2 separate regions of the Homo sapiens genome follow, and region 1 is linked to region 2. A link is a contact called in ENCODE Hi-C data. All regions are on one chromosome and are shown on one strand. Each heading gives the region's core, a stretch centred on a gene start or an enhancer-like site at or near the end of the contact. The rest is flanking DNA. Distances are from core to core; before and after follow the strand shown.

Region 1 (7,469 bases), core at 1,381-3,880, 820 kb after region 2:
ATGGAGAGGTAACCAGCTTAGCCAAGGCCCCAGTCATCATAGAACAGGGACAAGCCTTTCCCAGTGTGCCTTGTTTGAATTCCTTACTCACACAATTGTGAGCATAATAAAATGATTTCTTCATGCCCACTAAATTTTGGAGTGATTTATTACACAACAATGGTAACTGGAACAACCACACAAAGCTTAATATCTAACAAGGAATAAAAATACAAAATACCTGATTCCAAGGTATTACCTACACCTAACACAGTAACTTGAACAGAGCAAATTATTTGTTGAGTGTCTGAGGTAGTTATGATGCCCATTTTGCAGATGAGGAACGGAGGCTTTGAGAGTTAAGAAACTTGCCCAAGGCTACTCAGCTAGTGAGTGGCAGAACAAATTAAAACTCAGATCTAGGCCTGGCGCAGTGGCTCCCGCCTATAATCCCAATACTTTGGGAGGCCAAGGAGGGAGGATTACCTGAGGTCAGGAGTTTGAGATCAGCCTGGCCAACATGGTGAAACTCCATCTCTACTAAAAATACAAAAAAATACAAAAAAAAAAAAAATTAGCTGGGCATAGTGGCACATGCCTGTAGTCCCAGCTACTTGGGAGGCTGAGGCAGGAGAATCATTTGAACCCGGGAGGCAGAAGTTGCAGTAAGCCGAGATTGCACCACTCCACTCCAGCCTGGCAGAGTGAGACTCCGTCTCAAAAACAAAAGCAAACAAACAAACAGAAAAAACAGCAAAGAAAAAACTCAGATCTAAACCCACGTACCCAACACTCTACTCTTCTGTTACTCTCAGTACTTACAACTTTAAATATACAGTAGCTGGCTGGGCGCAGTGGCTCATGCCTGTAATCCCAGCACTTTGGGAGGCCGAGGCGGGCAGATCATGAGGTCAGGAGTTTGAGACCAGCCTTGCCAACATAGTGAAACCCCGTCTCTACTAAAAATACAAAAAATTAGCCAGACGTGGTGGCAGGCACCTGTAATCCCAGCTACTCGGGAGGCTAAGGCAGGAGAATCGCTTGAACCCAGGAGGCGGAGGTTGCAGTGAGCCAAGATCATGCCACTGGACTCCAGCCCGAGCAACAGTGTGAGACTCTGTCTAAAAAACAAAACAAAACAACAACAAAAAAAAACGGTAGTCTGTTTTAAAATGGGATTGTCAGTATTTAAAACATTCTGGCCTAACAGGATTTGTCATGCAGTTTCATCACTGAGATGGAAACCCACATATCACCTTCTCCAAAAAGCTTCTCCTGACCTTCATAATTCAAGTGATGCCAGCTCCACCAACCTCCCCAGCCTTTCTACTTCCTATTCCATCACAGTCTTATTGTTTTCCCAGCACTTGTTCCTAGTTGAAACTGTCTTATTAATTTGTTCATGAGTCTACTCTGTCTCTCTGACATGAATATAAGCTCCACCAGAGTAGGAACCTTGTCTGTCCTGTTTACAGCTATATCCCTAGTGCCTAGGACAGTGCCTGAAATATAGGAGGTGATCAAAAATTATTTACGGAATGAAGGAATGATTGCATTCAGGCAAAATGAATGCCCACCCAATCTTATTACTCACCAATAGATGTGAAAATAGAGAGGATAAGAGAAAACAAAAACAGAAGGATTGCAGCAGAATCATTCCATACAGTAAGGTCAGTGAAAAAAAAAAAAGGAAGAGGGGTTGGGATCCATGCTACAATTCATCTACTTAGAAAAGCATAAACTCTGAGTTCACAGACTGTCAGTCCAACTTTCAACTAAGTAAGGGCTGATGAGGAGAGAGGTGTTAAAACTTAGAATGGAGATGTAGGTAATGGATGGAGTAGGGGGCCACACCTCCTAACCTCCATTCATAACCACTGATCGCTCACTTACAAAAAAACTTCGCTGAACCACAGCAAGGACAATTGTTGGGGACCCTTAAACAGCAGACCTTCTACCATTCGCTTGGCTCTTCTTATGCACTAGATACAGCTACCTGGGATGCAGGTGCTGTTTCCCAAAGGCAAGCAAGTGGCAGTAACCTAGCTCTTCGCGGAAGAAGTAACGAGAGAAATCTTCAGACCCAGAACAGGGTCCTCTGCATATGCAGGTCCCCAACGGCTCTATTTCTCCCAGGTGGGAAGGTGACCGTTCCTCAGGACCTCCCAAGTGCTAGGCACTATGCTGGGCTCTTAACATGCTTTCCTTAATTTACGGGCCATTCCTTCCCCCCAATCCAATAATTTAGAGAGGCCTCAAGTACAACTTCTCCATTCCCCAGACCCGCTACTCTCTACCCCAAGAAATCTTCAAACTCCAGGAGCGGTTGGGGAAGATAAAAAGAAATCTGGAGTGGCCTAAGAGTTAGAATGGGAGGGGAACGGTGCTAGGGCAAGAAGAGATTATACTGGGATCAGTATAGTAAAGATCAGTAAAGAGAAGATAAGAACGCGGTCTGACCCTTTCCAAGCCCATTATGTCCATCAGAAGAGATGACGAGGAGCAGGAAACTGAAGCCCAGCAAACAGGTGGCCCCGAGACGAGGCCGCGTCTCCATGGCAGTAGGTGCGCGGGGCCACGGGGCTGAGCGGACGCAGGGCCGGAGTCCCAGCAGACGGTCCACACAGTTCGCCGAGCGCCGCTCAGCACAACACCTCTACTTCCCAGATTTTTTTTTTTCAAACTCTGAAGGAAGTGATGTTAGACGGATGTGGGTGGTGCCTCCGGGGTCCGGTTTGGGATGGAGTGAGCTTAAAGGTGCAGATCACGTAGAAGGGTACGAGAGCTGTTCTCGAGCGCGAGTTGCTTTTCGTGGATTCTGGGTGTCCAGGTCCCGGGACGGAGCGGGAAAATGTAGGCCAAGATAGTAGGGGCGGGGGAGAGGTTCGGGAGAACCGTTGCTCCTCGCGTCCGCCACCCAGTCCAGCCCCTCCCCCCAAGAACCGCTGCACTTCCTAGTCAAAAGCAAATTATTGATTCGTGAGGTCAGTCGCTCCCAACAGTGGGCGGATTGCCCACTGGCCTCGGATTCTCCTTACCCCTCCACAAATCAAGACTGGACAACTGGATTTCATTGTTAGGTTCCTGCGAGGGTCTCTGAGGAGACCTGGCAAGCCTGTTCTGCGGTGCGTGGGCTCGTGCCGTGCAGACATGCACTTTCCCGCTGGAGAAGCTCTGTACCTTATTTTTCCTTGCAACCGCAAATCTTCTACTCAGGGATGATGCAACCAACTGATGCAAGCTCCAAGAAAACCAAACTTGGGACCTCTTATTGCAAAACTGACTTAGGTGGACTTAGGACACCAGGATATAAGTCACTGCAGGCTAAAGTGTAAAGCTTCTGGTTATTTTTCTTGTAGCTTGAGGATTTCTTCCCAATTTTTCCCCTTCGCTGTATAACAAACAGGTGAAAATGTCCGGTCTTTTTCTTCCTGGTACTAGTTGAGTCCTAAAGTCCGTACTTAATGCATAGCGAAAAAGCGACCTAACAAAAGTACACACCCAAATAAAAACATACCGACCACCCTTTTATTAGGTTCCCTAAAATTGTAGGCAGGGACACAACAGAACGCTCGGGAGACTGCAAGCCCCAGGATGCCGCGCGGCCACCTGCACCTGCCGCCACTAGCACTAAGAGGGATGCGCAAAGCAGGCGGGGCGTTGGAGTTCAGATGTTCGCTCCCGGGATAGGCTGCCCCGGAGAGGGAGAGGCGGGGTCGGCTGTATCACGTGGATCTGCTCCCGCCGCCGCCGCCGCCGCCGTCGTCTTTCTCTGTCTCGGCTGAGGCAGCCATCTTTCTCTTGCCGCGTGCTGGTGTTGGAGGACCCTCCCTGCTTCAGGTGAGACCCCCGGCGGTCCCGCCACTTCACGGCCATAGGCCGCTGCGCACGGTCTCCCCCCGCCCTCCCCTTCCGACACCCGCCAACCGCTCAGGCTGCCACTTCCGCCGTGGTGCGGCGAGCGGGGGCGGAGGCGGCTGGCTTGGCCTGTCGGTTACCGGCGGCGCAGCTGGGGGTCGGCACCTGTGGGAAGGTCCCCAGCACCACCGCCCCCTGTGGGAGCGAGCGGGCCCGCCCTGTTGCCGCCCAGACCCTGTCCCAGGAGGCAGGTGGACGCCCCTCCTCTGTTCCATTACTCCTTGCTCACAACAGCAGTGTTGTGTGCTTTGAGCTTTATACAGGCTCTCTGTTGTCATCTCATTTGATGCTCCCAGTCTACAGATAGGGAAGCTGAGGTTACCACTTCCCGCCCTTGAGTCCAGGGAACCGAACTCAGTTACAGCACTCTTCACCTTGTAATGGCAGTGTTTGTTTACAAGTCGGCGTCCCTTGCCCATCTTTATAACCCCCCTCCCACTGCCTGCTGACCGACAGGCTCAGTGTTGCACAGCTAGTGAATGGCGGTTTCAACTTCCGTTCCCACATTCTTGCAGTTTACCATAGTTGTCCCCTCGGGAGTGGTAACAATAGTTACCAGTAACTGTGTATCTTCTGTGAACCATTCCCTGTGGTTGATAATGTTTTAACCCTCAAAACAACCCTGTGAAGTACGTGGTGTTATACCTTTCCAAATGCAGGAGGAATACAAGTTCAGAGAAGAAAAATACCTTTCCCAACTGGTAGAACCTTGGTCTTTCTGATTCCAAAGCCTGTGCTTGTCTTAGAGAAACCCTACATAATAAAAAGTCAGGACTCAAGGTTGCAATTATTTTTATCTCTGTGTAAACATGATGTATGTGAAAGTGCCTACCACAATGCTTCTAACTTAGGCACTTAATAAATATAAACCTGTTTACACCCTTTCTTGAGTCCTTGAGAACAGTGCTAAAAGATCCTGGAATCCCCAAGGAAGAACTCATTAATCATGTGGCTTTAGGAAGTTACTTCTCCCTTTTGGGCCTAGGAAGGGACTTCTCCCTTCTGGGCCCTTATTTCCTAATCTATTAAGATGGGAGGGAGGGAACTGTTTCGTTTGTAATTTATACTTTGCTGGTGCTAGCAGATGTTGAGATGACATCACAGATAGGAATGATGGGTGCAATAAAGTAGAGGTTGATTGAGAATAGAGAATTAAACCAGGTGATCTTGGAGGTCTACTCCAGATTCTGAGCTTGACATCGCATAGACTGAGTCCAGTCCTCTTTCCTACTTGAATTCCACACACCACAACTTGCCAAGAAACAAAAGACTACTCTTGTTCCTCCCCTACTGCCTTGAGCTCTCAGTCTCCCTAAAATCATTTTTCTCTGAGATACTCCTTAGGAACAAAATTTCTCAATTCTGTTGTCCTGACCACCTGGAATGGAATCTGTTCTTTCATCTATACCTTGATTTGAAGAGTTAATTTTGTTCTTGCTTTTATTTCAAACAAGTCAAGACTTTGTCTTGGCATCCCAACCTCTGTCTGTTCTCTTGGGAATTGTTACTTCAAAATGCAGAAGAATCCCAAAGGGTTTACCAAGTATCTAGGTCTAATGTTTTTCCTTAGCCCCTTTTTTTTTGCAATAAATTCCTTTGGCTCTTTGTTAGTTCACTACACTCTCATGGCCACATTCCTTTGAGAAAAGTGAATGTTGGTCCTTTTCTGTGGATATTTGAGCATAGGAATTGGGATTTAAGTCATCAAATTTAAGTCTATGGCAGAGCTAAGATTGGCACACATTTAAGACTTCTTGTTTTGGACTCTAAACACACTTCCTCCTATAAAAGTGTTTTTAGCTGCTTCAGCATTGTGATACAGCGCTGAGCAGAGTGAAGAATCATAAATTCTAAATATTATTTGGGATCTGGACATTAGCCTTAAAGAAGAGATAGATATATAGGTTATTGCCTAAGGATAGTGTCAAAGTACAAAATGGTTAGTAATTATATAGTCTTTGATGCTGCTTTTTTTAATCTCTCAAATGAAGCAAACAGTATTTTTTTCATGTGAATGATGACTATACAGGGTTTAGAGAATTGGCCAAAGAAGATTTGATAACAACCTAGTCCCTTATTCCCTCCCTCACATCTCAGTAATGATTTGTTGATCTGCAGAACAAGTAAAACAAGACTTTTAATTTGGCTTTTTTTTTTTTTTGAGACGGAGTTTCGCTCTTGTTGCTCAGGCTGGAGTGCAATGGCATGATCTTGGCTCACCGCAACCTCCGCCTCCCGGGTTCAGGCGATTCTCCTGCCTCAGCCTTCTGAGTAGCTGGGATTACAGGCATGTGCCACCACGCCCGGCTAATTTTGTATTTTTAGTAAAGACAGGTTTCTCCATGTTGGTCAGGCTGGCCTCGAACTCCCGACCTCAGGTGATCCATCCGCCTCGGCCTCCCAAAGTGCTGGGATTACAGGCGTGAGCCACCGTGCCGGGCCTGAATTTGGCTTTTCTTTGTTTATGTAATGTGGAATGTGATGACCCATTATAAACTTAAGAATGTTTTTTTCTTAGTGGGATTATCACTGACCAGACTAGATTCATGACTATAATTTTAGAATCTTCAAAATCAAGATTAACTTTAAAAAGCTTGTTTTAGGAGTCTCCTCTCTGCCCCCCCCCAACATTTATTACTGTAGCAAAGATATGTTTTTGTTAAATTGTGCAATGAAGCATTTTACCCTGTATGCAAGAATGTCTTGACAAGTATAACATACTATATCAGTGCAGGGTATTGAATGAACTCTGGAGAGTGCTGCAGAAGCACCAAATGTCTGAAAACCTGGTTCTCTTTCCCCATTATTAACATACCATCTGACCTTGAATAGAGGACATGACTACTTGATATCTTGACAGCTAGACAGCCTTTTGTTGAATTTCTTCTTTGTTCAGCTTTTTTTTCCTTTTGTCATCTTTATGGTTTATAAGAAATACAGAATGTGATTTGGGAGGAAAAAAATCTACTTGAAGATTTTGCTAATAACATTTGGTAACAGCTCTCTGCTGTAAAAATCTTTGGGGGAAAAAAACTGGCTTGCCTACAGAGATTTCATAATTGGTTAGGCTTAACTGAATGCCAAAGGATTGAATCATGTTTTAAGGAGGGATCTTTGAATAGGTGACTTTGAATCCCATTCTACTTTCTGTTTGTATATTTGATTCCCTCATGGTAATTTAATTTTGATTTTTAAAAATATCTGGTTTATGAAGCTAGAACAAGTTATTAATGTTTATTAAGAATATAGACAGTATTAATATGGTCATGGTGTTGATGCATACTACAAGCTCAGTGAACCAGAAGGTACTGTTGCATAAACAGTTTGTTAATTTCGGCAAAAGAGTGACTTTAACAAATCTATTTTTCCCCCCCTAGATTTACCAACAGCATGAATCAAGAAAAGTTAGCCAAACTTCAGGCTCAGGTCCGGATAGGGGGCAAGGTGAGTGTGGCATAAGAAAAATTGATAGGAGAATGTATGATTACCAGATAGTGTTATTATTTCGGATTTGTGGTCATTGAAAATCTAAAATCTTTTCAATAATCAAGATCAAACCACATTCCAATTTG
Region 2 (6,646 bases), core at 2,760-5,259:
TAGTTTTATTCATTATTATCAAGACCACATGGCCGGGCATGGTGGCTCATGCCTGAAATCCCTGAACTTTGGGAGGCCAAGGCAGGTGGATCATTTGAGGTCAGGAGTTCGAGACCAGCCTGACCAACATGGTGAAACACCATCTTGATTAAAAATACAAAAAGTTAACTGGGCATGGTGGACCCCGGCTATAATTCCAGCTATTCAGGAGGCTGAGGCACGAGAATCACTTGAACCCAGGAGGTGGAGGTTGCAGTGAGCCAATTGTGCCACTGCACTGCAGCCTGTGTGATAGAGTGAGACTCCGTTTCAAAAAAAACAAAAACAAAACAAAACAAAATTCTATCGTTTTTTTAAACTATGTTAAAATTGTAGCTGATATTTTACTCATCCACAAAAAAATAATGGTCAATAACCATTCATCTTTTCTAAAATATCATTTCCTCTGAGCTCAGGGGAATATGCAACAGTTATTCTCTCACCAGACACAGAGGTCTAAAGCTGTACCTTTGTGAGGTAGTGATATATATATGCTCATGGAAGCAAAAGTTAAAAATAAAAGTAGAACAAATATAAAGGTCTGAATGTAGCCCTGCTAACTGTTCACCTACTTGTCTCATCTACTTGAGTTTGAGCTATTTGAAGGCAGGGACCATGTCCAAGCCATTAATGGGCTTCAAATGCTCCTCCCATCTTCTGGTGAACAACTAGCCTTGTTTGTTTGTTTGTTTACTGAGACGGAGTCTCACTCTGTTATCCAGGCTGGAGTGCAATGGCGTGATCTCGGCTCACTGCAACCTCCGCCTCTCAGGTTCAAGTGATTCTCCTGCCTCAGCCTCCTGAGGAGCTGGGATTACAGGTGCATGCCACCATGCCCGGCTAATTTTTGTATTTTTAGTAGAGATGGGGTTTCGCCACATTGGCCAGGCTGGTTTTGAACTCCTGACCTCGTGATCCACCCGCCTCGGCCTCCCAAAGTGCTGAGATTACAGGCGTAAGCCACTGCACCCAGCCCAAGCTAGTTTTAAACTTAACAATATAACTTATTTTCACAAGGCACTATAGAACTTTTCAAGGGCTTGTGTCAGTGTTACCCACCTGTGGAAAAAAAGAATGAAAAACAAAACTTAAAAAAATAAATCTGGCCTGGCGAGCTGGCTCACGCCTATAATCCCAGCACTTTGAGAGGCCAAGGTGGGTGGATCACCTGAGGTCAGGAGTTCGAGACCAGCCTGGCCAACATAGTGAAACCCCGTCTTTACTAAAAATACAAAAAATTAGTTGGGCGTGGTGGTGCGCGCCTGTAATCCCAGCTATTCAGGAGGCTGAGGCAGGAGAATTGCTTGAACCGGGGAAGTAGAGGTTGCGGTAAGCCAAGATCGCACCATTGCACTCTAGCCTGGGCAACACAAGCAAAACTCTGTCTCAAAAAATAAAAATTAAAAAAAATTAAAACTAACTAAATAAATCTATGTCTGGCCAGGCATACAGTGGCTCACACCTGTAATTCCAGCACTTTGGGAGGCTGAGGCGGGAGGATCGCTTGCGCCCAGGAGTTTGAGACCAGCCTGGGCAACATGGCAAGACTTCGTCTCTACCAAAAACAAAAACAAATGCAAGGCATGGTGGTGTGCATCTGTAGTTCTAGTTACTGGAGAGGCCTGAAGCAGGAGGATCACCTGAGCCCAGGAGGTTGAAGCTGCAGTGAGCCTCGATCAAGCCAGCCTGGGTGACAGAGTGAGACCCTGTCTCCAAAACAAACAAACAATGTCTACAAATTCTAGCACTGTGTAAATATTATGTCAAATAATTGTATAAATTATTATTAATAAAAATTTCTTTAGGTTTGACAATAATTTGTGGGGTAAATTTTCTCACTTTGTAAAAATTCCAGGGTACCTCTGATTTCTGGTAAATTTAGCCAATCATAAATTAAATGAGTTCTTGGAAGCTCAACAATTCCAAAACCAAAATTGTGAGTCAGTTTGTTCTTTCTTTCCTTCTTTCCTTTCTTTTTCTTTTTCTTTCTTTCTTTCTTTCTTTCTTTTCTTTCTTTCTTTCTTTTCTTTCTCTTTTCTCTTTCTCTTTCTCTCCCTTCCTTCTTTCCTTCCTTCCTGCCTCCCTTCTCTCTCTCTCTCTTTCTCCTTCCTTTTTTTTTTGAGACTGAGTCTTACTCACTCCCTCGCCCACGCTAGAGTGCAGTGGCACAATCTGGGCTCACTGCGCTGCAACTTCCACCTCCCAGGTTCAAGCGGTTTTCCTGCCTCACCCTCCCGAGTAGCTGGGACTACAGGCGTGCACCAGCACACCTGGCTAGTTTTTGTATTTTTAGTAGAGATGGGGTTTCACCATGTTGGCCAGGCTACTCTCGAATCCCTGACCTCAAGTGATCCACCCGCCTTGACCTCCCAAATTGCTGGGATTACAGACGTAAGCCACCACGCCTGGCCCAAAATTATGAGTCTTTTCAAAAATTTTATATCAAAAAGGTGATATTTAATGTGGAATTTGAGTGCATTTAAATAAGATAGTGACTTCGTAGAATAGGGACTGCAGAGTAAGAGTGTTCAGACCCATTCGAGTTTAATATAGCCCTACCTCTAAGAATCCTTTCTGTTCCTCACTCAAATGAACTAATTGCTGTCTTTCAGTTCCTCTAAAAACCTTGGGGTCCGTGGCAGGGTGTGGGCTTAGGACTCACCTGATTACTTGTCTTCCCAGGTGGTCTCTGGGCTCTATCAGGAACAAGCCAGGTATGATCATCCTTTTCCCCAGTCCTTAGCGTGGGGTCTGGTATACACACGCACACACAACTTCAGTAAATGGTGAATGAAACGAAAGGCAGTCAAGATCCACCTGTTGAATGAACGTCTATCAGGAGCACTGTCATCCTTCTTGCTTCCTTCTTTTGCATATGTTGTTTGAGCTGCTCATTCAACCAAGGAGAGAGCATACTCTACCTTGGGCAGTGTGCCAGCCTTGCACAGAGGGACAGATGATTCAGCTTGATCAGGCTGTGACAGAGAAAAGCTCAGGGTCTGAGAGCACACAGGATGCGACTAACCCAGACTGGAGGGTCAGGAGAGTCTCCCCAGGGGAAATGAAGTTGCATCCAGAAGGATTCCTGAGAATAATGATTAGCCTGATGAGAAGCAGAAAGGTTGGGAGTGGAGGGAAGTGGGTTTCTGTGAGAGAAACAATATGGACAAAGGCCCCAGGCAGAGGCAATAGTATTCCAGATAACGAAAAGCATTTTAGAGAGTCTAGTTTAGAATTTGTGAAGGAGGTGACAATGCTGCTAATGAGATTGAAAGGGAGTCAGATTTGTAAACCATTTAAGGATTGTCTTAAGGACAGCCTTGAGGAGACACTGAAGGTTTTAACAGGAGAATGACATGATCCGATTTAAATTTTAAAAAGATAACTCTGTCAACTGTGCCAACAGTGAATTGGATGTGGGCAATGATGAACTCAGGAACAGCTGAGAGTCTATTGCAGAAGCCAAGGTGAGAGATGATGGTGGCTTGGACTTTGGTGCTGGGACTGGAAAGAAATGAACAATCTGATATACAACTGGAAGAATAATCTCTCTGGCTGTGATGTGGAAGGATAAGGACGTGATTGGACAGGCAGGGATGGTTCAGTAACGAGCTAGGACTTTATTGTGAAGGGATAAAGGGGAAGCTTTTAACATTTTAATCATGGGACTGATCCATTCCGATATGGGTTTATATAAATAGACCGCTTGGCGGAGGGTGGTGAGAAGACTGTCAGGCAGTGCACAGGTAAGAACTGAGCCCTAGACGGGGCAGGAGCAATGAATGTGGGGAGGCGCGGGAGACGGGAGATTGGTTTCGGAGCCAGGTACGGAGCCAAGCAGTCAGAGAGAAGCAAAAATTGACGCAGCACCGAGAACAGCTGCTAGTGGAGAGGGGGATGGGCGCCGCCGGAGCCGCCCTCGCCTCCTGGCGCCGGGGGCGGGACCAGAGCACGCACGGCGCGATGACGCAGTGCCCGAGCCGGCCTCGTTCTGGCTGCCGCCGTCTCGCTGAGGCGGAGTAGGATGAGGCCCGCGGCCGTGGCTCCGGCGTCGGCGGGGGCAGCAGCAGCTGAGGCAGCAGCTGAGGCAGCCGCGACGGCCGCGCCCCCCCCCGCTGACCTGGATTAGGCCCAGCAGCTCCGTGGCCGCCGCCGCCCCGCGGGGGGGCGGGGTGGGGAAGTGCTTCGTCTCCCCGCCCCCCCCCCCCCATCGCTGCCTCGCAGGAGGCGAACGCCGCGACCCCAGCGGAGCCCGCGGCCCAGCCTTGATCCCCCAACCCCGGGGGCTGGCATGAGCGGCCCCTCGGCGGCACCGTGGGGCGGTGGAGTCGCCTCCGCCTGATCCCCGGCCTGTCGCCCGACCCCACCTCGCCAACCGAGGCGGACCGCGGAGTGTGCGAACGACCCCACCGCTGCTTTCTCCTCCCCCAGATCACGCACCCCAGCTCCGGAAGATGGGGAACTGCCTCAAATCCCCCACCTCGGATGACATCTCCCTGCTTCACGAGTCTCAGTCCGACCGGGCTAGCTTTGGCGAGGGGACGGAGCCGGATCAGGAGCCGCCGCCGCCATATCAGGTAGGGGAGGGTGTGTGTTGGGGGGAGCGAGTAGAGGCAGCTCTGGCGGAGATTGAGGGGGCTTCGGGGCCGTCTCTGCCCCTGGCTTCGGCAAGGCCTGGCCTGGGCGGCATTGACCCCTTAGGGCTGGATCTGAGGGCATTTGCTCTCTGATCTCAGAGTAAGGTTGATTCTTCGCCTGCCCTCGGGCACCGTGTGGGGATGATACCCTCTGCCCTTGAGTTCTGGGATCAGAGTATGTGATCACATCCCCTTGGCCAGTGTCTGGTGGTTCGCTTGTGGAGTTTGGGAGTGACATTTTCCTGTCTTTATGTCTGAATCGTATGATTTCCTCATCGCACCGCCAACTGGATTATGGGTTCTGGATAGGTGGTTGCCAAGCACCACCCCCCCGCCCCATTTATGTTTTCATGTGTGGTCGTCCTCTTACCCACCTCCCTCGTCTTTTTGTTAATTGGATCTGGCAGGTTTTCCCTCTGCTTGGGAGACGGATCTCCAAGTGGTGATTTTAACCCTAGCGACATCGAGTTACTTGTGTGTGTGTGTATATATATATATATGTGTATATATATATATATATATATGTATATAAATTTTAATCCCTCCTCTTTTTGCTCCACCCATATGACACACCTTTTAAACGTGCTGACTTAAGAAAACTTGATTAGCTTGAACTTTGGAAACCTTTAAACCTGGCTTGGGAAATTCCTTCGGTTACTCGTGTTCTCCCTTTGTATCAAAGACTCTCCTAAATACGTTGTACTGCTTTTTGTACAATAATCAGTAGTCCCAGATGTGTTGCAGAATTCGAGTGAAGACCTCTTAAACTCAAAATAGGTATGTGGATGTTATAATCCACAATAGATGTGTGAAAACCTTTCCTGTACTTTTTCCATTTTAGATGATATTGAATACACCCTTTTCCAGAGGGCTTCAATAGTAGTAGTGCTTAATTTCTTCCTGAAGAGTTTAGTTTTCTGACTGGGTAGGCTCCTTTGTTGTTTCATGTGATGACATCATTATCTAGTGTTTTCTTTTCTCATTCCTGTGTAAACCAATGTCTCATCACACCAGAAAAACCTGATCATATATATGCTCGTTTTCTGAATAAAATTCTTCTGGGGGCATTTCATATATACCAGTAAGGTCCAGTCTTGATTGTGGTATTACAGAAGCCTCCATGACTTCTCCCTCTTACGTTCTATATTCCAGGCCTACCAAATACACCAGGCTGTTCACAGCTTTGTTTTGCTCCAGTTCCTCTCTGCTTGGAGCCCTTCGCCCGGGTCAGCCAGGTGGACATCTAATCCTCTTTGAGAACTCAGCTTTCATGTCTGAAGTCCCAGCATTCCCTTCCTTCCCAGCCCGAATCCCTTGTGTCCCCACTGAAACCTCTACACTTCCATAAGCAATATCTATAACACTTTAGTGTTGTATCTTTGTTAGATGTGTGTCTCATCCTTGTAATCGCCTCCTTCAGTGCAAGCTGCGTGAAGGTAGAGAATCTGTGTTTCCGGTTTGCTGTTGTATCCCTCGCATCTGCCTCAGTAGGGACTCAGTAACTGGGAGATAAATTACGAGTAAAAGCCCTTGAGAACAGGGACTCTCCCCTCGCTCAGTTTCTGGCACATAAGCACCTAAATGCTGAATTAATTAATGAAGTTGAATTTAGTATTTTCTGTATTTACACAAATATTTTTTCCAAAGTAAGTTGTCACAGGGTAGTCTCTTAAAAATCAAAGCTGAATCTGGGTGTCTTTACAAGTACCTTTGAGTGAAGCAAGCAAGCTATGTTTATCCTTCACTGTCTTTCCCTCCTATGTTTACTATACAACAAAAGTGCTTATTTAACTTTTTTTTTTTAATGAGATGGAGTCTCGCTCTGTCACCCCGGCTGGAGTGCAGTGGCACAATCTCACTGCTTACTGCAACCTCCACCTCCCGGGTTCTAGCGATTCTCCTGCCTCAGCCTCCTGAGTAGCTGGGATTACAGGCGCGTGCCACCACACCTAGCTAATTTTTGTATTTTT

What was found. A loop is a pair of places that touch in the nucleus more often than their neighbours do. Pooled maps may share reads with other maps.
Region 1: a loop to region 2 is called in a map of gastrocnemius medialis, with 27 times the contacts of the local background. The contact joins the promoter of TXNDC12 here to the promoter of RNF11 in region 2. A Hi-C loop is called at or near these places in 3 of 168 maps with a recorded cell type or tissue (CD8-positive, alpha-beta T cell, gastrocnemius medialis and naive thymus-derived CD4-positive, alpha-beta T cell) and 12 of 50 pooled maps.

What each region holds. Positions count from the first base shown.
Region 1 is chr1:52,052,561-52,060,029 of GRCh38, forward strand. TXNDC12 (thioredoxin domain containing 12) reads right to left here and starts at 2,631. Exons shown (of 7, transcript NM_015913.4): 1 at 2,440-2,631. The coding sequence starts at 2,536. BTF3L4 (basic transcription factor 3 like 4) reads left to right here and starts at 3,735. Exons shown (of 6, transcript NM_152265.5): 1 at 3,735-3,819; 2 at 7,275-7,341. The coding sequence starts at 7,288. It overlaps TXNDC12-AS1 (TXNDC12 antisense RNA 1), which reads left to right. Exons shown (of 3, transcript NR_126385.1): 3 at 1-123. RefSeq lists silencers at 2,655-3,059, 3,920-4,159 and enhancers at 3,225-3,938, 3,939-4,650.
Region 2 is chr1:51,232,264-51,238,909 of GRCh38, forward strand. It overlaps RNF11 (ring finger protein 11), which reads left to right and starts at 4,010. Exons shown (of 3, transcript NM_014372.5): 1 at 4,010-4,616. The coding sequence starts at 4,494. It overlaps LINC01562 (long intergenic non-protein coding RNA 1562), which reads right to left and starts at 2,833. Exons shown (of 2, transcript NR_147076.1): 1 at 2,702-2,833. RefSeq lists a silencer at 3,795-4,274.